4 separate regions of the Homo sapiens genome follow, and all the other regions are linked to region 1. Evidence: chromatin contacts called from ENCODE Hi-C or POLR2A ChIA-PET data. All regions are on one chromosome and are shown on one strand. Each heading gives the region's core, a stretch centred on a gene start or an enhancer-like site at or near the end of the contact. The rest is flanking DNA. Distances are from core to core; before and after follow the strand shown. Region 1 holds the start of PRDM10 (PR/SET domain 10). Region 2 holds the start of ACAD8 (acyl-CoA dehydrogenase family member 8). Region 3 holds the start of EI24 (EI24 autophagy associated transmembrane protein). Region 4 holds the start of HYLS1 (HYLS1 centriolar and ciliogenesis associated).

Region 1 (2,700 bases), core at 13-2,512:
GTGTACACGCACATTGATTGAAAATGCACTAAAATCCAACTCATCCACCAAGCAAGGCTAAAGGCGCGCACACAAATTCAACAGCGCTGCGTTCGCGTGGCTGGAGGGCAGACGGGGAATATTCCATTTTACTTAGTAGAGTATCAACACCTAGCTGCAGGGTTAAACCTGCTTAACAAAAGCTGGCGAGGGGCTGGAGAGGTGCACACCATCAGCCCTCTCCCGAGCGCCGACCGGCCTCGCCCTGCCTCTGCGCTGCACCCTGGGTGCAGGCGGACTGGGGCAGGGCCGCGACCCCGGCCTCGGCCTCCGCCTCCGCCCGGCCAGCCCCGACGCGGTGCCACGGGACAGACCCGCAGGGGCCACCCCACACCCCTGCGGGCCGGCCCCCCGCCCCGGTCCCGGACGCTAGCTTGGGAAGGCAGGCCGGGGGCCCAGCCATCGATGGCAAGTGGGCGGCGCGGCCTCCGCAGACAAAGCTGGGCGCCCCATCGAACAGGACCCTCCGCCCCACGCGCCCGCAACCGGCCAGCCCCGGAGCCCTGCCCGCACTGCCACCCCCAGCCCGGCGCCCGGCCCCCAGCCCCCGGTGCTCGGCTCCCGGCCGGCGGAGACCTGCCCGCCGCGCCCGGAGCGCCCGCGCAACCGCCGCCGCCGGAGCGCGCAGGCCGCCCAACCGCCGTCCCGGCCCAACCAACGCGGGCAGGGGAGGAGAGGTGCGCGCGGCCGGCGGAGCGTGCGAGCCACTCGGGGGTCGCAGGGGGAGGCTGCGCGCGGCGAAGGCAGGGGCGACGAGACGCCGAGGCCGGCGCTGAACGCGGCGCCAGGAGGGCCTGCTGGAGGGGGCCTTGCCCTCTTCCCCTTGGAAGGTGCAGATGGTTTGACCCCCCACCCCGAGTGAGGTGCCTCGTCCCAGCCCCGGCTGGACTGTACCATCGGGCGGTGCCGCCGGGATTTCTCCCCCCCACCACCACCATCAATTCCCCCCCCACCCGGGTCCGCGGTCGGTTGGCCCCGGCCGGGCTCTGAGACGCGGAAAGAGCTGGGCGCCATTTTGGGTGGGACTAAGCAAAGACGAAACACCCTCCCAGTCTATGGGGTAGTCTGGACCCTGGCTTATCTGGTTCCCTTAATCCTTTAGGTACTTACACGACGTTGGGTGAGGGGAGCTGGAAGATCAGCGGGTCCCCGATCCTCTCTCCCTAGGGGTGATAGAAATCAACCCCCCCCGCCACCTCCAGGTGGTTCTTCCCGCCGCAGAGTGGGAGCAGCATAAAAGGCGGGGTCTTATTAGCATAATCTGCCTGGCAACCTGATCTCGACGTTATATGATTGGTTAAACTCTGTAAGCCCCATGCCGTGCCTAGAGACGAGAAACGCTGGGGCGAACTGACAGGCCCAGATTTAGGAGTCATGACGAAGATCCTGAGACGCTTATTCAGTCTGCAGAGAAGCCAAAAGGAGATTCACATAATGGCCCAATGACTGAAGGCCTCTTTATTTCGTGCTCTGCTGTTCGTGTAAAACCCAATCGCAGAGCGGGTCTCAGGCGGCGCTCGCCTGCGTTTCTACTCTCAGCCAATCAGAAAACCCGACTCTTCGCATTGGGGTCAAGCCCCCGCTGCGGCCCGCGTGCTAACGGGGAGGAAGCTTCCAGCTGTGCCTGGGTGTCTCGGGCGCCGAGGGCAGCCTGCGCCCGTGCTAAGCCCGCCTCCCGCGCGCCCGAGGGCCCGGTGTCCCGGAAGACGCGCGGGGGTGAGGCGGCCCTCGCGTCCGCCCGCCCCGCCACAGATTGCCTCCGAAGTGGCCTGGCCGTGGAGCGCCGGCGAAAACCGAACTCCCGCCCGGCTCCCGGAGTCGGGAGCCTGCCGGGGTCTCGCCCTCAGGACCCCCAGGGAGCGGCCGGGCGCCGCCTATCACCCTGACCCACCGCACCTTGAGAGCGCTTTCACTGCGCCTCTTTTTTCTCCTCTACCAATCTGGAAAGGAAGTGAGTGTCATTTCAGACATTGAGAAACATTATTCAACACTGGTTACCCAGTGACTCAGCTCACTCCTTAACCGCAGGCTTCCACATCCTGCTGTCCCTTAAAATTGCCTTCACAAAGGGCAGCCAAGAGCCCAGCTTTGGAGAGATACCCAGCTCCAACTACCCACTGGCAGGCAATACGCAGGGCAGCTAGATGGCAGAGAGACCTTGGACCTTCGGACCTTCGGGGAGCGGTTTTCCCTTCGGTGATATCTACCTTGCTATGTTCGTGATATCTACCTTGCTACGTTATTTTGAAGATTAAGTGAGCTCTTACTTTACCGAGTAAAGTGCTTTGCTTAGCACACTGTCTGGAACTTAAATGAGAAGTACTGACAATATAACTTACAAAAATCCTAAACTATTGCCTGAGAAAAAGAGGGAGACAGGACAGCTAAGCAAAAGACGAGAATAGAAAACACCCACAGCGTGAAAAACTGTAAAATTAACTCAATAGTATTCTCTTTACTGTTTTTTGTTTTGTTTTGTTGTTTTGTTTTTTGATACGGAGTCTCGCTCTGTTGCCCAGGCTGGAGTGCAGTGGTGAGATCTGGGCTCATTGCAACCTCTGCCTCCCGGGTTCAAGCGATTCTCCTGCCTCAGCCTCTCTAGTAGCTGAGATTACAGGCATGCACCACCACGCCCGGCTAATTTTTGTATTTTCAGTAGAG
Region 2 (2,700 bases), core at 82-2,581, 4.3 Mb after region 1:
AGGAGTTAACAGGCCCACTGCAAACACCACATATTGATAAATAACTGCAATGTGCTGTAGTATATCTGGAACCCCTGTCATTCCCAAAAGAGGTACTTTCTGTACCTTCCAATGTTCCTCCTCCTCCATCCACTTAGAATGCCATCCATCTTTGTGATTATAAAAACGACATCACGTTTTCTTAGTACTAAACTTTGCCCGTGGAAAGTCTCCCATTCTTCAAGGCTGGGCTCAAATTCCACATCCTTCTCGAGGCCTTCCCCGTGATTCCTCCCTCCATAAACTTAACAATCCATTTTCCTGAACCCCATCACATCTGTTTGCAGTTCACCCGCAAGCAGGCGCTTTATATTCTTTAGCACGCCACCTGGTATCTCAAAGAGTCTTTGTGCACAACAACCATTGCCTGAATAAACAAGAAAAAGGAACTGTAGGTAGGAGCTTGGTGAGACAAGTAAAGAAGATGGAGAGTGATTAAGGATAATGGAGTAAAAATATCACAAAGGGTTCTCAAAAAGCAGGGAGTGAAAAATGAGTACTAAACAGGCTCTTCGAGAAAAGTTTTTTCTTGGGCTGCCTTTGTGCAGCCTAGGGGCAGCTCACCTGAACCAGAAGTCCCAGCCAGCCTCTTCCGGGGTCTCGACATGGTCACGCTGCAGGGGACTTTAGTGCGGACGATTCTGGAATCAACGGAGATACAAGAAAGAATGCTAATGTCCTCCAAAACCCGCGCAGAGCGAGATGGAGGCAACGAGAGGCAGCCTAGAACGTCTCCAACTTTTGCGAAACACAGACGCCTACGTTTGAGCCCTCAAATCCTTCCCTCCGTTATCTGCGCCATTTCCATCTCGCATAACCTGCCCCTAAACTCTTCTCGGTTCTGTCCTTGGTCCTTCTCATCCAGGAACCCCTATCTCAGTATGTAGTTCACTGGGAAGTGGCTCCACAGAGACACTTTTGTTGGGTGAATATAAGTAAGCCTTGTGTTACCTTGTTATCCTTGCTAATTAGGATCAACTGAATGGATAATCTAGATGATGAAGTAATTTGCTGGCTACAGACCCAACACTCTGCAGACTCGACTGCGGTCCGCCTCCGCTGCGCCGCAGGCTGTGCAGCGCGACCCCCGCGGCGCTTGGTGGGCGGTGCATCTCTGCGGCGCCGAGGCCCCGAGGACTTCTGGGAATTGTAGTCCTGTCCCCTTGGGAGCCCGCCTGGCACCTGGGTTGTTAGGGCTCGTGGGAGGACTACAACCCCCAGGGTGCAGTGGGACAGGCGTTGCCGGGTCGCAGGTCCCGCCAGTGCGAGCGCAACGGAGGTCGAAGGCGTTCAGACTCTTAGCTGAACGCGGAGCTGCGGCGGCTATGCTGTGGAGCGGCTGCCGGCGTTTCGGGGCGCGCCTCGGCTGCCTGCCCGGCGGTCTCCGGGTCCTCGTCCAGACCGGCCACCGGAGCTTGACCTCCTGCATCGACCGTAAGGATCTCCTGGCGGGCAGTAGGACAGGTGTCCAGAACCCCGGCGGACATATGTCCGCGAGGGGCTGCAGTCTCCCCGTTCCATCCAGTCACCCCGGCGTCAGCTCCCCTTCCGGCCAGTCACCCCCCCGGCCTGGCTCCCTACTCCGGCCGGTCACCCCCGGCCTGGCTGCCCCCTCCGGTCGGTCACCACCATCCGGGTCCCCATCTGGCCCGTCACCCCTGCCCGGGTCCTCCTCCGGCCGGTCACCCCCGCCCCGGTCCTCCTCCGGCCGGTCACCCCCGCCCCGGTCCTCCTCCGGCCGGTCACCCCCCGCAGGTTCCCCTCCGGCCGGTCATCCCCCCGCAGGTTCCCCTCCGGCCCGGGTCCTCCTGCGGCCGGTCACCCTCGGATGCTTAGAGAAGTGAAGAAACTTGGGGCTTGGTTGTTGTTGGGTTGGTTGGTTTTTAATCATAACAGTAGGTCATAAAAGCAGTGAGAATATAAGAAGCTGGCTGGGTGCTGATGGTGACAACTGCACAAGAACTCCAGGTCATACAAGATTTGCTCACACACAAAGATTTGGTATCTTAACACCTCTGGCTATAAGACACTTTTAGTGTTGAAACTCATGCAGGAAAAATAATTATTATTGCCAGTGGGAAACTCTACCAGAGCTGACAAACTTGAGTGTCTTTAGGCTCTGAACAGTAATTTGAATGTAGCGAGGAGTGGTGGAGACCCGGCCAGTTTGTGACTTCTCTGCCAAGAATGTTTATAAACACTTTTTTCTTCTGAAATATTTTTAAATTTATTTTAAATAAATGGCAGTTTTCTTTACAACAGAATAAGTCCCTTAGATATCAGATCTATAAAGTACAGTAAGGCATAGAATACTGTTTTCTTCTGAATGTCCTAAAACTCATTCAAGAGGTGCTGCCCTGGCCTAGCGCTTAGAATTTGATAACCCAGATTACCCTGGTTGATACCGAAGCAGATAAGGAATTATTTAGAGGTGGGTTTTGTTATTGTTTGCATCTTGCTTACACTTGAGTGGCTCTGCAGTCAAAGGCTTTTCCCATTTCATTTGGAGTGTTTTTCTATTTAGCTTTACCTTTTTAGTGTATATGTATTGGCATCTTGAGCTCTGCTAGTAACTATGTATTGGCATCTTGAACTCTGCTAGTAACTGGCAAAGTTCATGAGTGGTGGTATTTGTTTTGTTTTTATACTGTATTTCCTTCT
Region 3 (2,700 bases), core at 107-2,606, 4.4 Mb before region 1:
AAAAATACAAAAAAATTAGCCATGCTTGGTGGCAGGTGCCTGTAGTCCCAGCTACTCAGGAGGCTGAGGCAGGAGAATGGCGTGAACCCAGGGGGCGGAGCTTGCAGTGAGCCGAGATCGCACCACTGCACTCCAGCCTGGGAGACAAAGACAGACTCAGTCTCAAAAAAAAAAAAAAAAAAAGATTTCCTCCCATGAAGTAAGCCAGAATAAACTCATACCTACTAAATTCTTTCTAAAATCTTTTCTAAATTGACACTCTTGAGAAAGAATAGAGCTTGGAGGAAGAGCTATTATTATAATTAATAGCACAATAATCAGTTTGTCATTAAACCACTTAGGTCTCTTTGTAACAAGATTTCTAAGCTTTAGTAGATGGATTCCTTATTCTATTCTATTTTATATTGTTTTGTTTTGTTTTATTTTATTTTATTTTTCGAGACAGTCTAGCTGTGTCACCCAGGCTGAAGTGCAGTAGTGCGATCTCGGCTCACCGCAACCTCTGCCTCCTGAATTGAAGTGATTCTCATTCCTTAGCCGACCAAGTAGCTGGGACCACAGGTGTGTGCCACCATGCCCAGCTAATTTTTTGTATTTTTAGTAGAGACGGGATTTCACCATCTTGGCCAGGGTGGCCTCAAGTGATCTGCCCGCCTCAGCTTCCCAAAGTGCTGAGGTTACACGCATGAGCCACCGTGCCCAGCCACTTATTTTATTTCATTTTTTAAATTTATTATTATTATTATTATTTTGAGACTGAGTCTTGCTCAGTCGCCCAGGCAGGAGTGCAGTGGTGTGATCTCGGCTCACTGCAACCTTCATCCCCTGAGTTCAAGTAATTCTCCTGCCTCAGCCTCCTGAGTAGCTGGGACCACAGGCAGGTACCACCACACCTGGCTAATTTTTGTTATTTTAGTAGAGATGGGGTTTCGCTATGTTGGCCAGGCTGGTCTTGAACTCCTGACCTCGTGATCTGCCTGCCTTGGCCTCCCAAAATGCTGGGATTAAAGGCATCCTGTTACTAATTTCACAGGATTTTAGAAACGCAAGCAGCGTTGTGGAGTCAATGGGGGAGGGCAAAGAACAGGAGGAGAGATCTGTGAGAACGGGATCGGCGAGGAGGCGACGGGGAGGAGGCGACGCGGAGGGGTGAGGGGTCCTCTCCGCCGCCAGGCGGAGTTGGGAGCCGGACGATCCCGCACGCAGCGCGAGGCGGGACCCCGGACTGACTACATTTCCCAGTCTCCGTCGCTCCGCGCGGCCCACCCCTTCGGCTCTGGGCCCCGCCTCGTGGTGCCGGCTGGTTCTTCGCGCTCGCCCGACTTCCCAGCGGCCCCGTGCGGCCCGGGCATGCCCAGTGCGGGCGCAGCGGCCCCGGCCCTGGAAGCGCCCCGGCGGAGCTGGCCTGCGGTGGGCTAGGGGCAGGGCCGGAGCCGCGGCGGCGGAGCTGTGGGTAGGTGCGGGCTCAGCCGAGCTAGGCCTCGGGGCCGCCGCGCCGCCCATTCTGAGTGGCAGGGACCGGGAGGGCAGGCAGGGCCCGAGCGTGGGTTGGTGGGGCTACCGGCGAGGACCCCTTATGGGAAGGGGCCGGAGGGAGCGGGACGGGGCCGGGCACATCCCCGGGCGAGGCTGCCCCAGGTGCGGCGCAGCTATCTTTAGCTCCCTGTGTGACCCGGAGCGTGCGTGATCCGCACCTCGCGTGATCCGTACCTCGTGCACAGTTGTGCCTAGGGAGACCAGTTTTCTGCCGAATTGCCTAGGAGCTGTGGGGAGATGGGCCTGAATGGACCCGTGGACTCAGAGGCAGCCCGTGGAGCCCCGTGGGAAGTGAGGATGTTTACCTTCCCTGTACCTGGAGTGGGCTACGACAGCTTCCTGTTTGCCGAGACTTGGGTTTAGTGACTTAGAAATAAAAGTGTGTCTCAGCAGATGCTTATTAGCTTCTAATGACTGTTGGGAATTTAATGGCATTTGTATTTCCAGGTTTGAGAGGTTATTTGTCCATGGGATGCTCGTGTTAAAACAAAAATCTTCATTGCAAAGCTTAAGTAAAAACAAGTCTCGACCGAGGTAACGTTAGAACACCGGGTTCTGAGGTTCACTGTAGCTGCCATTCATTTGCTGTCAGTCTGGGCAAGTCATTTAACTTCTGAGACTGGGTTCTCTCACCTGTTAAATGAGCCAGATGCATCTTCATCTGTCTAGCTCAGCTGTAGGATTCCCCCTGTGTCATTCAGTCTGTGTGTGTGTTCTCAAATTGTGGCAGGTTATTTTTCCCCATGCCTCAGCTATTTGTCAGACTGGGTAATTCACCAAATATTCCTGTAGGAAGGATGTTAGGATCTAAGTATAAAAGTGAAGTGATTTATCCTTCATAGGTCACTCTTAGGAGGTGTCCTGCCACTTGGTACATGCAGAAACCAGGTGTTAGCTGGCCAGGGATCAAATGACACAGCTGTTGTGGACTGAGACAGAATGTTTCAGGTTCCCTGTCAGTTCCCTGTGAGAAATCCAGGCCAAGTAATGGGCTTCCTTAAACCTCCAAGCTGGCTCACTTTGGTGGGGTTGTGTTTATATAGAATTTTAAGTTTTTTTCATGCTGTTGTGCCCTATTAGATGCAAGAAACCTATGAAGAAGTTTAGTACCCTTAATTTATAGATGAGCCAGTGGCAGGTTACGGGAGTGGATCTGTGAGTCTT
Region 4 (2,700 bases), core at 22-2,521, 4.1 Mb before region 1:
AATGGTGTAAGATGAACTTGACAACTAGCACCTATTTGTTTAAGGTGGAAAATGCAATGCTCAGGACTCAAGACCAGTTGAGATAGGTTTGCTTGGTATTGACTAGGATATTGAACCCTGAGGGCCTCTCCTCTTGCTTTTACAGATCTCATCCTCAGCAATCCCCAAGCACTAGATTTTTTTTTTTTTTTTTTTTTTTTTTTTTACAGGTACAGATGCAAAAAGAGTTAAAACATCGGGTTTAAAAAAAAAATTAGTGGCTGGGCACAGAGGCTCACAACTGTAATCCCAGAGCTTTGGGAGGCCGAGGGGGTAGAATCACCTGACTAACATGGTGAAACCCCATCTCTACTAAAAATACAAAATTAGCCGGGCATGGTGGTGCTCGCCCGTAATCCCAGCTGCTCGGGAGGCTGAGGCAGGAGAATCGCTTGAACCTGGGAGGCAGAGGTTACAGAGAGCTGAGATCGCGCCACTACTCTCCAGCCTGGGCAACTGGGCAACAAGAGGGAAACTCCGTCTCAAAAAAAAAAAAAAAAAAAAGTTGAGAGTAACACCATGTGAAGGAGACAGGCACATTCCAAAAGAAAACAAGTGCATGTCGGAGCAAGGCAGTCGGTGGCTGGAGCACAGTTAGAGTAACGTGGGAGGAGCTGTGGAGACGCAGCCACGGGTCACGCCAGGGCCCTGCACACCATGCAGAGGAAAGGAAGAGCTCAGTGCGCCAGGGTTTCATACAGCCGCTCTCTCAGGCCCCAAGGAAACGTCTAGAGCGCACAGGCGGACTCACCCCAGACTGTTCGAACCGTCCCTGAGCGCCCGCCCTCGTCTCCCGGCACCACTGGCCCCGCAGCAGCCAGTTGAGAAGGGCGGAGGCTGATTCCAATGAAGTGGCAGACCGTTAGGCGGCCTCTCCAAAAAGCCAGCTATGTCGCCGTTAGCCAAGGTTTGAGGGTCTTCTCCTTCTCTTCGAGGGCCCAACCTCCCCTCCAGATTTAGTACACCAGAGGCGTCGCAGCAACGGCTGCTGCCTGCGCGCCTCAGCTAGGCGGGCTCGGATATTTTTAAGGCCACATTGGAAATCCCGGGCATGCTCCCGCCGGCGGAGAAGGCCCAGACAAAATGTGCGCCAATCAGGATACAGACTTGGAGGACGTTTACCCTCAGGACCAATAAGAGGGAGGGCGGACCGGGCCAAGGGTGCCGGTTCGCTCTCCGGATTTAAACCTCAGCGGTCGGCGGTTAACCGCAGGCTCGGCGCGTGGGCCGGCAGTGCGCCTGCGCAAGTTACGCGAAAGCTAACAGAATCTGCGGTGCTCTGCTGGCGACTGGCAGGACGCGGTGCAGAGAGCGGACTTCCGCGACGCGGGTAAGCCGGGCGAAGGCCGGAAGCGGAGGGACGCGGGGACCTGGTGGCTGCCGGCCCACTGCGGCGGGAGCCCTCGCTCCTTTTCCCACCGTCGGGACGGTGCAGAGTGGCAGCTTCCCTCCGTGGATTCCAGGTCCTGCCTGGCGAGCCGTCCCCAACGTCTGCGTTCCTGAGGGAGGCGGCCGGGGCAGCGTGAGCTACAGGCGATGTGCGCGGCGGGCCGCAGCCCCTGGAGGTCACGGTGTGCGCTGGCCGCCGCCGCGGTCTTTGCCCCGGTGGCCTTTCTGAGCTCCTGGGCCGCGCCCCTGGGACCAGGCGGAGGCCGGGGACGGCCCCAGGGCTGGAGGGGAGTCCCGAAGGCCGCTAGCGACCTGGGTCCAAGCCACGCCCACGGCCAGGCGGGGCGACTGCGAGCTTTGCCGTTGAAAGGCGGAGCGTGTCTTGTCGCCTTCTAGCTGCACCTTTTGTGGACTGCAGCATGGAACCGTCCAAGGTGTTTGTCCACCCCGAAATGGAAATAAATCTTTTTTATTCTAAACAGTATACAATCTCACTAAGCAGGCAAAGAAAAACATTAAGATATCTTTTTAGATTGGTAAGATTTTTCAGTACCCCATGCTGCTGAGAGAGTGAAGAAATGAAAGCAAGCACCTTTATGGCCTGTGTGCTGGGGATAATCTGTTTTTCTAGAGGGCAGTTTGGCATTATAAATCAGAATTCAGGCCGGGCGCGGTGGCTCACGCCTGTTACCCCAGCACTTTGGGAGGCCGAGGTGGGCGGATCACGTGAGGTCAGGAGTTCGAGACCAGCCCGACCAATACGGTGAAACCCCGTCTCTACTAAAAATACAAAAATTGGCCGGGCTTGGTGGCGGGCGCCTGTAGTCCCAGCTCCTCGGGAGGCCGAGACAGGAGAATCTCTTGAACCCGGGAGGGAGAGGTTGCAGTGAGCCGAGATCGCGCCACTGCACTCCAGCCTGGGCGACCGAGCAAGACTCTTGTCTCAAAAAAAAAAAAAAAAAAGAGAAAAGAAAAACATAAATCAGAATTCAAGTAGTACCATAACTTCTAAGTCATAATCCAATTCCAGGAGTTTATTCCAAGGACATAAATCGGACAAGAATGCAAACATAGTATGTACATGTTTTTAGCAATCCGAGCAACATTTAGTACGTGTAAAGAAGAAAGAAAATACTCGAAATTTCATCAGTCACAGATAACCATCAAACACTGTTCACATTTAGGTTTACTTCAGATATATTCATAATATATACCTTATATTTATGTGATTTCCTTATAAAATGTGTTTTAAATAATTGCATGTTACAAATA

The links. Hi-C counts contacts between places; a loop is a spot of excess contacts on that map. ChIA-PET counts read pairs that join two places held with the same protein, here RNA polymerase II (POLR2A). Pooled maps may share reads with other maps.
Region 2: a loop to region 1 is called in a map of CD4-positive, alpha-beta T cell, with 9 times the contacts of the local background. The contact joins the promoter of ACAD8 here to the promoter of PRDM10 in region 1. A Hi-C loop is called at or near these places in 1 of 168 maps with a recorded cell type or tissue (CD4-positive, alpha-beta T cell), 1 of 37 single-sample maps with no recorded cell type and 8 of 50 pooled maps.
Region 3: a map of breast epithelium shows a loop between it and region 1 (29-fold over the local background). The contact joins the promoter of EI24 here to the promoter of PRDM10 in region 1. A Hi-C loop is called at or near these places in 1 of 168 maps with a recorded cell type or tissue (breast epithelium) and 5 of 50 pooled maps. POLR2A ChIA-PET finds 5 or more read pairs at or near these places in 1 of 52 experiments (A673).
Region 4: a pooled map shows a loop between it and region 1 (32-fold over the local background). The contact joins the promoter of HYLS1 here to the promoter of PRDM10 in region 1. A Hi-C loop is called at or near these places in 1 of 37 single-sample maps with no recorded cell type and 10 of 50 pooled maps. POLR2A ChIA-PET finds 5 or more read pairs at or near these places in 2 of 52 experiments (BJ and activated B cell).

What each region holds. Positions count from the first base shown.
Region 1 is chr11:130,001,573-130,004,272 of GRCh38, forward strand. PRDM10 (PR/SET domain 10) reads right to left here and starts at 1,263. Exons shown (of 21, transcript NM_199437.2): 1 at 1,150-1,263. PRDM10-DT (PRDM10 divergent transcript) reads left to right here and starts at 1,052. Exons shown (of 1, transcript NR_024233.1): 1 at 1,052-2,700. RefSeq lists silencers at 297-476, 507-556, 567-886, 1,597-1,986 and an enhancer at 1,397-1,486.
Region 2 is chr11:134,252,237-134,254,936 of GRCh38, forward strand. It overlaps ACAD8 (acyl-CoA dehydrogenase family member 8), which reads left to right and starts at 1,332. Exons shown (of 11, transcript NM_014384.3): 1 at 1,332-1,473. The coding sequence starts at 1,365. THYN1 (thymocyte nuclear protein 1) reads right to left here and starts at 1,116. Exons shown (of 7, transcript NM_014174.3): 1 at 604-1,116. The coding sequence starts at 646. RefSeq lists an enhancer at 877-1,246.
Region 3 is chr11:125,568,121-125,570,820 of GRCh38, forward strand. It overlaps EI24 (EI24 autophagy associated transmembrane protein), which reads left to right and starts at 1,357. Exons shown (of 11, transcript NM_004879.5): 1 at 1,357-1,453. STT3A-AS1 (STT3A antisense RNA 1) reads right to left here. Exons shown (of 4, transcript NR_132372.1): 3 at 2,170-2,322. RefSeq lists enhancers at 1,021-1,522, 2,025-2,074 and a silencer at 1,025-1,584.
Region 4 is chr11:125,886,397-125,889,096 of GRCh38, forward strand. It overlaps HYLS1 (HYLS1 centriolar and ciliogenesis associated), which reads left to right and starts at 1,272. Exons shown (of 3, transcript NM_001134793.2): 1 at 1,272-1,369. RefSeq lists an enhancer at 980-1,029 and silencers at 1,170-1,219, 1,310-1,359, 1,460-1,849.